2 separate regions of the Homo sapiens genome follow, and region 1 is linked to region 2. A link is an interaction called in ENCODE POLR2A ChIA-PET data of the cell type or tissue named here. Cell type or tissue: IMR-90. All regions are shown on one strand. Links, peaks and the distances in the headings refer to the core of each region. The heading gives the core; the rest is flanking DNA.

The links. ChIA-PET counts read pairs that join two places held together with the same protein. Peaks named below come from ENCODE experiments on the same cell type or tissue, not always from the same donor. Only the 100,000 strongest peaks of a DNase experiment are listed, where the experiment ranks them.
Region 1: POLR2A ChIA-PET joins it to region 2 with 9 read pairs; 1 of 35 experiments calls an interaction of 5 or more read pairs at or near these places.

The regions. Positions count from the first base shown.
Region 1 is chr5:157,369,266-157,374,845 of GRCh38, forward strand. All of the region lies in intron 26 of CYFIP2 (cytoplasmic FMR1 interacting protein 2), which reads left to right. The region is part of intron 1 of NIPAL4-DT (NIPAL4 divergent transcript); the gene reads right to left. Among named protein-coding and RNA genes, the nearest start is that of FNDC9, 26 kb to the left of the region's middle. In IMR-90, for the core only: no CTCF peak of the experiment used is centred there; a DNase peak (open chromatin) is centred at 1,956; H3K27ac peaks cover 1,260 bases.
Region 2 is chr5:156,372,954-156,377,953 of GRCh38, forward strand. All of the region lies in intron 3 of SGCD (sarcoglycan delta), which reads left to right. LOC124901120 (a long non-coding RNA gene) reads right to left here and starts at 3,316. Exons shown (of 3, transcript XR_007059016.1): 1 at 3,175-3,316. In IMR-90, for the core only: no CTCF peak of the experiment used is centred there; no DNase peak of the experiment used is centred there; H3K4me3 peaks cover 247 bases; H3K27ac peaks cover 254 bases.

The DNA of each region.
Region 1 (5,580 bases), core at 1-5,000, 1.0 Mb after region 2:
ATTTATCAGTTAAAGTTTTGTTCAGAATTTTACTGATGAAAATTTGTAGTCAGAGACCCTCAGCTTAGATACAAAATAGAGTGAAAAATGGCATAAAACAAGAACTGATCCATAGAAACAGGAGACAGAAGTAATAGGAAAGATTTCCCAGGTAAAGGTCATTAGCGTATCCTCAACACCTAACACAAGGCTCATTAACCATAAATCAGGGGAGGGACATTTCAGCTTCCTCCTGGTGTAATGTTTATCCTCTAAAATCCTCAAGATACCACCATTTGAGACAGAGGCAATCCATCACCTTCATCCAAAGCCAGCTCAATTTTTGCTTATTTTGTGAGCCTTACCAGTAACTGCCAAGAAACCAGAGCCTTGGTTATGTAGTTCTGTATCAATGACTTTTCTGTGAGGACACCCCCAGTGGGCAGGGTCATATTACAGTCTGCGCTACTGAGTATTATTCTACAATGGACATCGCCAAGCACCAGGGAGGCAGTGCAGGTTAGTGCAATGGTCTCAACTATGGCTGCTCATTTAAATCACTTGGAAATCTGCTTAAAAATTCTGATCTCTGAGGCCTGTCACAAGGAAAACAAAATCCTTGAGAATGGACCTAGTTTTTTTTTTTTTTTTTTTAAAGACAGAGTCTTGCTCTGTAACCCAGGCTGGAGTGCAGTGGCGTGATCTCGGCTCACTGCAACCTCCACTTCCTGGGTTCAAGCAGTTCTCTGCCTCAGCCTCCCGAGTAGCTGGGATAACAGGCACCTGCCACCATGCCTGGATAATTTTTGTATTTTTAGTAGAGACCAGGTTTCACCCTGTTGGCCAGGCTGGTCTTGAACTCCTGACCTCGTGATCCATGCGCCTCAGCCTCCCAAAGTGCTGGGATTACAGGCATGAGCTACCACACCTGGCCAGACCCAGATGTTTTAAAAGCTCCACACTTGACTCTGATGTGCAGTCAGAGTGGAGGATCTCTGATCTAGAAGCATTTTCTTGGACTAGAGCTGCCAGAGTCTTGACATTGATGCTTAGTTGTCACAGTTCTTGCCACATCTGCAGATCACTGATTCTGTTATTTACATAATCTTTTTACTGAAACTTAATTTTAAAAGGAAACTATCACTTCCATTTAAAAAAATCATCCCTTGCCATCATTAGAAAGCAACCAGAATAATACATTCAATCAATCAAAATACAGCAAAGTCATATAATTCCAGCTGCTGCCTGCCCAGATCTCTGAACACAAGCCCTACTCCCTCTTTGATAAAAACAAGATTAGTAAATATTAGGTGCTAACATGTGCTGGTTTCAAATGGAGACTTTCTCATTAAGGTTGTCAGAAAGATTGATAGGAAACTGAAAAAGGAAAGAACTTGCTCACTGTGTGGCTCACTATGATTAAATCACATTTCCTTGTATGCCCAATTTCCACTTTAGGAAATGCTAACCTTGGAAGACATTGGCATATACTTGAGGGAAGAGAAAGCCCACTTTCTAGGCCACAGTTTCCTGGCTATAGATCTTTTCCAGTTGACCAGACATGATTCTGATCCAGAATAATAATTCTATTATCCCCTTGACAATTCAGGGGACGGAGGAAGGGGTTGGAAGTGAAACATAGTAATATACAGCACTATTCAAGCAAGGCATAGATTGACAGGAAAAGATCACACACAGAATCAGGTAAGATTAAATTACTGATAGATTTAGCAAGGGCTATGAAGAGCTGCTGGAAGTGAGGGACCAGTGGAACAGGAGCAGAGACAGCGTCTCTCGGTTGGGCTTTCCACTGCACCTGGAGTCCCAAATGAGGGCTGGAAGCTGTGGCTTGTACATTCTGTGCAAGGGGAGAGGGTCATGGTGCAAGTGGGAAGCCTAATTTCTTGCCTGCTTCACAGGCTCTGTATCCTCGGGGCTTAACATCAGTATGCGGGAAACACATTATGTGCCTCCATATAAGGGAATGTTTAGAACACTAAGCTCTCTGGTTAGGGCCCAGCTCCCCGTCCCCCTCCTGCCAGAAAATCCAAGCAGCGATCCCTGTGGGGTGCCTGGACCTCCCATTTCCAGCTCCTTTCTCCATACAAAAACATAATGCATTAGTGTTATTTGTCTTTTTGTTGCCTCAAAAATCAGAGTTAAAGGTTAAGAAAATACTGGTTTGATGATGCTCTTTAGGAAATCAGCTAAAAATGGTAGTTTTTCACTCAGCTGTGAACAGAACCCTAAAGGTAGAGTCTAATGCCATTCTGCATAAATCTGGCATTCTTAGGATCATATTGAATCTTTTTAAAATATGTACGCGGAATCTTTATGGTAGCCTGTAGCCAAGAGAAATCAAGTCTCCAGTTAGCCTCATAGACTAAGTGAGTTGGGAACACTTAAGGTTTTTGATATTTGATGGAATCCCTCAGTTTTAAAACTAGTGGTCCATCAGTTTTAAATTAACTATAATATGAAAAGAAAATTAAATTAAGACAGAAAGTAATGCAAAAATAAAACATGAATCCCTTAAATTCTGATGTGAGTTCCTTACAGTAAAATATTTTTGCATCCTGACCCTAAAAACCTTTTTTGCTTTTACTGTCAACACAGCAATTTTACAGTAGACAGACTGTGGTTCTTAATCACCTAATGATTATTTCTCTTGTAGTTATCATATAGTGGGAATAATAAACATTAGCGTGACACTTGGTACATGCAAAACTACTGAATCATAACTTTTACTCATTAACTCCTCCCAGAGAGAAACTTCTGCAGAAGCACAAGCTCCTGGGAGTTCTCCAAGGAGGGATCGTTGAAGTTCGTTGTTTTTGTATAACAATTGCATATTATTCACACTTTGGAAAACTCATCATGGTTAGATCCTGGTTCCACAAAAAAGCTATAAAAGAAACATTTTAAGAACAATTGAGGAAATTTTAGTCTAGACTACATCGTGTATCATATTAAGAAAATTTTAAATATAGGGGAATCACAATTCTGAGGTTGCACAGGAGGATGTCCTTGTTTTTAGGAGTTGCATGCTTAGGTATTTAAGGCTGAAGTGACTCAATGTCTTCCATTTACTCTCAAATGACTCAGTAAAGTTAAAGCAAATATGACAAAATGTTCATTTTGACTGTACATCAAGGTTATAAGGATATTCATTATTCCTTCAAATATTTTATGTGTTTAGAATTTTTCCTAATATGAAGTTGAAGCGGGGGACATAAAACTTCAACAGGGGATCAAAAAGTTAAGAAGGAAAGGGGTTAAACCAGACAAGGTTGTGACATATGAGGAGGAGGAAAGTCATGAGGGTTTTTGTCTTTTCCAGCTACCCTGCTAGTTGGTAAGATCTATTCTTGGTAACATATATCCCGGAGCTACATCTGGCCTCATTAAAAAAATTTATAGACGCATTTGCTAGCATCGAACTTGGCTGTGACTTACAGGCTGACCACCTATTTGATTTACCATGAGGAAATACCAGTTTAAGATCCAAGAAAGACAAATGAAGCCAGGGAAGCTGGCCGGTCCAAATTAGAGGCCAGTGAGAGACCCTTAGAGAACACCTCTGGCAGCCACCCTCCTCCCATTGGCCGTGGTGGGAAGGCTTACCTTCTGCTTCAGGAATACTAACAGAGAAACACACACACACACAAATACACACACAAAGAATGCCTTCTCCCTATGCTCTGTTTAAGAGAAATGTCTCAAACCCAGCTCCACTGAGGGTCACTGCCTTTCCACGCTTGAGCCGAGAGAGGGTCATGCCTTAACATTAACAGCAAAGGGGTCTTCATACATTATAAATTTTATACTCTCCAGCTTAAAACTAACAGGTGGATTCTTGTTATACTTAAAATTCAAACTCCCAACTTTGACCCACAAGGCTCAGAAGATTTCAGCCATGCCTATTCCACCAACTTATCTATTATTACCACTCTCTGCCTGGCTGCACAACCCAACCACATGGCATACTTTGGGGGTCAAGTTACAGAGAAAGAAACTGAGGTTCACTGCAGGTCTGCATCAGGGCAAGACTGAATCCCACTGTCCTTGGCTTCTACCTTAAGGCTTGTTGACATTTACGACCTTGGCCTTGTAATTCAAGGGCACCAAGAACACCCCTTCAGCCCCCCAGAAAGAGCACTGCCACTTTCTATCACAGTGTCTGAAATTCTATTAGAGACTCGCTCCATGGGTTTGGAATGTTATCTGATCTTTAGAAGGCCCCACTAAAATGGGGTTGCCGAGATGTGTTGGGAGAAAGAGCATGCTCTGAGAGCTGGTACTTGAGTGAATATTCATTTATCAAATAATTTTGAGGAGTAGGATGATCATTTTAAAAAGGATGTAGGATAACTAAATATAGGCCCAAAAAAATCCAGATAGAAGCTTTGTACTGCACATGGGAAGATGCTGATAGTATATACTAAATGATAAAAATAGATTACAGAAGAGTAGGTATAATCTGTTCTTATTTTAAAATATATGCTGAAATGGTATGTGCAGAGAAGAACTGGGCAGTTCAAACTCTGGAAAAGGCTATAGCAGTGATGACTCCTGGGTGGTGGAGTTATACATTTTTTCCTCCTTTAAAAAATTTATCTGCATTTTCTAATTTTTTGAAAGCGAACATAAAGCTAGCCAATAAAAAGAAAAGAGGCTAGAGTGGCAATCATTAAAACATATCTAAGCTAGTAATTTTCCAGAGGACAGTCTTTGCCTAGGGGTTGAATTAAGTATTTGGTGCATTCCCAGAAGAAAATGACAAATTTCAAGTCAAATACCACATGTACAGTAACTAGATTATTAATGATGATGGTCATTGGAAATCAAGAACAGCAGATTTGTAGTTTGAATGCCACTGCCCTTTTCTAGTTCACCATGGCTGTCGATCGATCCTGCTGCACCTGAATTGGTGTCAGAATCCTCTCCAAAAGCCACTGCTGCCTCTCAATAGTGGTTGATGTATGAGGTGACCCCAGGGCCATCACTAGCACACATGTTGCCTTCAGGAAATCATAAAATGGTATCCTTCCTCAGGACATTTCACCTCTTTTTAAATATATTAATTTTTAAAGAATAACGTCTGCTAGAAAGTGATTATAAACAATCTCTGATTCTGCAGTGTGCTTGGCATTCCCTAGGATGTGATGCCCTTGGGTACTACACTTGCTACATAAACTATACCCAGCAGCCTTGGGTAATAAACTCCCCCCATACCCCCAAAATAAGCACAAACCCTGACAAGATGGTATCATTGTCTCCCAGCAAAAGCAGCAATGATCTGAGACCCCTGGAAACTGCCCGTTGTTCCAGCATTGCAGGTGCTGGCATTTGTCTTGCTTTGGTATCTGGGCAGCAGCTTTCCTCCTGAAATGCCCACTTCCACCTGGTCAGATGCACAGTCCTGTACGGCAAGGCAATGTAGCAAAGCCCAGGACACTAACTGGATAGGGCTCACCAGTCAGCTGTTCCTTTTTCAAGGCAGCATGGGGAAAGGAGGACTGTGGGTCTCTATTCCAATTAAATTGCGAACTTAATTCATCTTTATTTCCTGTCTGTAAATTTGCTGATTGCACATTCCAG
Region 2 (5,000 bases), core at 1-5,000:
GATGCCATAATGAAGATGGCATTTCTCTACATTTAAGGTGTAGAGAAATGTAGTGATTTGTGTCTTCTTTCATACCACCCCAGAGAGATGGAATGGCCATTCTTGATCATCAGAGGTATTTGGTGTTTAAATATGCCATTAAGAGTTGCTCATAATTTAGCTGTCCAGACATTAGAGTAGGTTTCATTTGTGCTCGTGTTAGCATTCATGTCTTTTAGATAATTTACAGAAGAGTGTAATTTTCTCTAAAAAGATATCTGTAAGGGGGAACACTTACCAATCCAATTACATTTTCGACTTCTTCTTTTTCTGTACTCTCCAATAATTTTGCTGGACTTTTCAAGAAAAACAGGATCTCATATTTTTGTATATGTCTTCAGTCAATGCTAATTTTAGTTTTAATGTTCCCTCTTTGGTATCTCCTATTGATTTGGTAAGCGTTACCTTTAATCACTTAAAAGTAAGTAATGCAATGAGACCGCCCAAGGCTAACCTATATTTGGAAAAATCGCTACATTTAAGAATTAATTTAACAACAGTCTATTACACATTTTACTTTGGAAATTCACCAGGATTCTTTCCTTCTCTGTGAAAGCATTTATTACCCAGAAGAAATTAGGCCTAATTTTAGAGAATGCCACTGTGAGCCAAACTGCCTTACATTTCCAGAAATCTCCATGACTCTGACTTTAATAATAATGTTTAAAATTCACAGAATTTCAGTGCTAAGAGAAAATGAACGGATAGCAATTGTAATTAGAATACTACCACCTAACTTAAGATATTTTGAAGCCATTTAAACAGTAAAATGAGGCACAGACCAAGGGCTGTTGCTAGCTCAGGCCAAGAGGGTGTGACATAGTGGCATGGATAATTTTGTTTGGGTTTGTATTATGTTTGGATCCACATCACCCAGTGGTCAGCATGGAGGGCTTGATATGGAAAGACCAACCAGACTGTGCTGTGTGGGTGACGAAATAGAAACAAAGACCTTAGATGCCTCTTTCATGTTACTTTGCTGAGAAGAAGAGTAGAGAAATGAAACAGCAGTTGAAGGGGCGGGAGTGGAGTCAACGGACATTTTATTTTATTTTTTCGTGATAAGCAGTAACTCGGATAAAAATGGTGCAGTTTGGAGAGAGATTAATAATGCTACAGAGAGGGAAACTTCAGAGCTAAGAAAATGTTCAAAATACAAAAAAAAAAAAAATGCATGGCAATATCCTTAGTGTTAAAATTGCTCATTTCACTCTCTAGCCTAAAATATATTTTTGATTTAAGGACTTTTCTTACCCAAAACCTGTGCCACAGAAAATACCTGTGAAACAAGCTCACTCATGCCTGGCTTGATCACAATAACTAGGGTTTTTAGATCTTCCAAGCTGTGGAGAAAGTAACACGTGACCAACTATAGCATAACGCAAAAGTAATCTGTGGAGTCATTACTGCCAGTCAGCTTCACATGGGAGCAAAACATTAATAGTTTTCTTGGTCATCAGCTATTGAGTTTTCAGTTGCTCTTCTCCAAGAGCAACAGAAACCTAGCAAATTGGGCATTTTATTTTTCAGCACTCAACCTATTCGTTGATGGAAGAAAAAAAATTGATTGATTTTTGCTAAAAAACAAAGCAAATTTGAAAGAAAAAGTCTCAATTGTTTCTTGGAGCAGAAGCTTCCTGCATGAATAAACAATACAAAGCAACCCTGTCTTTTTTTTTTTTTTTTTGAGACGGAGTCTTGCTCTGTTGCCCAGGCTGGAGTGCAGTGGTGCGATCTTGGCTCACTGCAAGCTCCGCCTCCCAGGTTCACGCCATTCTCCCAAAGCAACACTGTCTTTTTGCCCCTGACATGCTGACAGCATACCAACACTCCAGCCGTGGTGTGAGGCAGCCTGAGTCAAAGCTCGCAGTCTCGCTAGTGTCATTCAGCTCTGAGAATAGCAATTTTAAATAAACATTTGTGACATGTTCGAAATGAAACACAAGCAAAATGAATATCAAACCTACTTACTATAGAACATCACTCTTCACAGTCTTTTTTGTTTTGCGTGTGTGTGTAAAATTTCAGATTTACCAAAAAATTGCAAGAGTAGTAAAAGAAACTTTTGAAGATCCTTTTCCAAGATTCACCAGTTATTTACATTTCACTTCATTTGCTTATTCTCCCCACTCCTTCCCTTTCCTTCTCTCTGTCAACCTCTCTCTTTCCCTCTCCTTCCGATTTTTTCCGTCTGCTTCCCCATATGTGCTTTTTAAAAAACGATCTGAAGGTAATTTGCTTTTAAATACTTCAATGTGTATTTCCTAAGAACAGTAATGTTCTCTTACATAAGCATAGTACAATAATAAAATCTCAGGACACTTAAAATTGCTGTAATTCTATTATCTGATCCACAGTCCATTTTCAGATTTTGTCAGTTGCCCCAGTAATATCCTTCACAGCTTTTTTTTTTTTTTTTTTTTTTAAAGAGTACTTGTTGAAGCATTAATGGTGCTACCTATGGTCTTGTGGTCTGGCTCCTTATAAAGACAGTGGGAAAATGTGAGAGTGAGAAGGATGGTCACCCATGTGTAATATTAATCTCCAGACTATAGCTGTGCTGTGTGATCATTTCCAAAGTGTGCCCCATTAAATGATTGTTTCAAGAAATGCCGTGGAAAATAAAGATGTTTTGTTCAAAGCTGAGGAAAAGCTTAAACAATTCTTTCCCCATGCTCACTGCATTCACTCCTTGAAGATGTACAAGAGTGCATTGGCTTATAAAAGCATCTGAACGTTTATGTATTTATGCCATAAGGAGACTGTATTATTTTTTAACTCAAATTCTCTAAGTTAATTGACTATAGCGCATCCTACTGAAGCCCTCATCTACCTATACAGAGTTTATTTTGGAAACTCTGCTATATTTTTACAGTATTTATTTTGCTTTAAAATTTTCTCTTTTATTTATTTTTATTAAAATTGTGAGCTAGTCAACCTTTTAAAACATTGAAAATGACTGACATTTTATGACAAAAATGTAAGATCTACATTATTGATTTATCGTATATGTACAGTTATAGATAGAAGATCAGTGACTTCATATCAGTGCTTAACCGTGTGAGGCAAACACTAGATTCTGTAACAGGCAAATCTATGTCAGCAGTTTAACAAAATAGTTTGTTGCTCACTCACCTGGAAACAGTGGCTGCCTGGGATGAAAGCTCTGCTCAGTTACTCAAGAACCCAGTCTAAAGGAGGTTTTGCCATTTTTATTGCAATGGCTCCCCATATCATCTTGGGTGTTAACATCCACACAGCAAACATAGAGTGAGAGAACACAAAGAATTGTAGGGGAAATTTGTATGGGACTAGCCAGTGTCATTTACATGTACATCTGTTGACAAGATTTCACCCACAACGTCATGACTGATGGAAGAGGGGCTAGGAAGTGCTAACCCTGGTTGGGTAACTGCTTTAAGTAGCAGCTTCAAAATATGAAAGGTGAACATAAATTTTTGATGAACTAATCTCCAGAAGTCTATAATCATGCATATGTAATTTACAAGTTTAACTTTGATATTTTGTTAATCATATGTTATCTCACATTGACCCTAATGAGATTGGGAAGGCAAGATAAATATACCCATTTACAAATGGAGCAGCTGAATCTGACTTTTAGGTGATCAGAGTAGAATAAAATGGTTTATGTGCATCAGATTTTTTTTTATTGGTTACTAATCAAGTATCTTTGTGTTTTTCAAAAGTATTTTAGCCTTAATTATACTTTTTAGGAGAAAATTATACTTTTAGGAGAGGAAGTTTATTGAACTTGCCATAGTCTCCAAATTTACCAGGGAATTAACAAAAGTGGCCCAAGGTGCTCTCTATTAAAATAATTTAATACAAATAGAATTTTTAAAAGATATAATTTCCATTTGTTGACAGTGGTGAAAACAGGAAGTTTGTGTCTGTTGATTCTGGGGTTTCACTTTGAGTACCATGGCTAAGTAACAGATGAGAGCCAAAATTAATCATCAATAAAAAAAATGACTAAAAATATAAAGCATGCCTCTTCAACAGTTTTTCATAAGATATAAATATCTTGAAACCACTAAAATGAAAATAAAACATTACAGAGAAAAAAAAGTCATGTAAAATCCCAAACCTCTATTTTAAAAAATAAATCAGTGTTATGAGGATAATGAACTTAATACTTACTATTTAATTAAACTTTAAGCTAATTAGTCTAATTAATTCATCTGATAAGCATCTTAATATTGCCAGCATTAAGCTGAATCTTCTAGAATGTGGTTTTAAATTTGGAGGGAGTAATTTAATGATGCTTAATATTGGTTGTTTACACTGCAAAATAAATTTGATATGTTAATGGATGCCCAACTCCCATCGCATTATAAAATTTATGTTGATTCTCACTGCTTCTATCCTGCAGGCTAGCCTATTCAGTATTCTCACAACACACTATGTTTTCTTATTAGAGCAAATATCACAGCCAAAAAAGTAATGATTTGTTATAATTTATGTAATATATGCCTTTATTCTCTAAATAATGTTAAGCTCCATGAAAGCAAGAATTGTTTCTGTCTTGGTCACTGCTGAATTCAGAGAGCCTAGTGCACGACAGGCTTTCAGTAGACAATGGAGTACATGAATGGATGTCCTCACTGAAAATAAAGCCAGCAGTGCACTTAGAGATGGGAATGGTGTGTACTGGTGGGTTCCAGCATTCAAGATCAGTAAAATGTAGGCTAAAACACACACTCTTTACTACCAATAATGTCCATTAGGTACCCCCATTCTTGGCTATACCATTTTTTAAGTAAAATGGATAGAGTTAATTATGTTGTTTCTGGTGTTGCATTTTCCATTAATTGCACATTGATCTCATGAATATGAAATCTCTGGTATGAGAAAAACTCAAGGTCTATGGATTGTGTTTGTTATCCATTGCTATTTAACATAGTGGTTTGAAACAACAATCATGCTTATTAACTTCCACA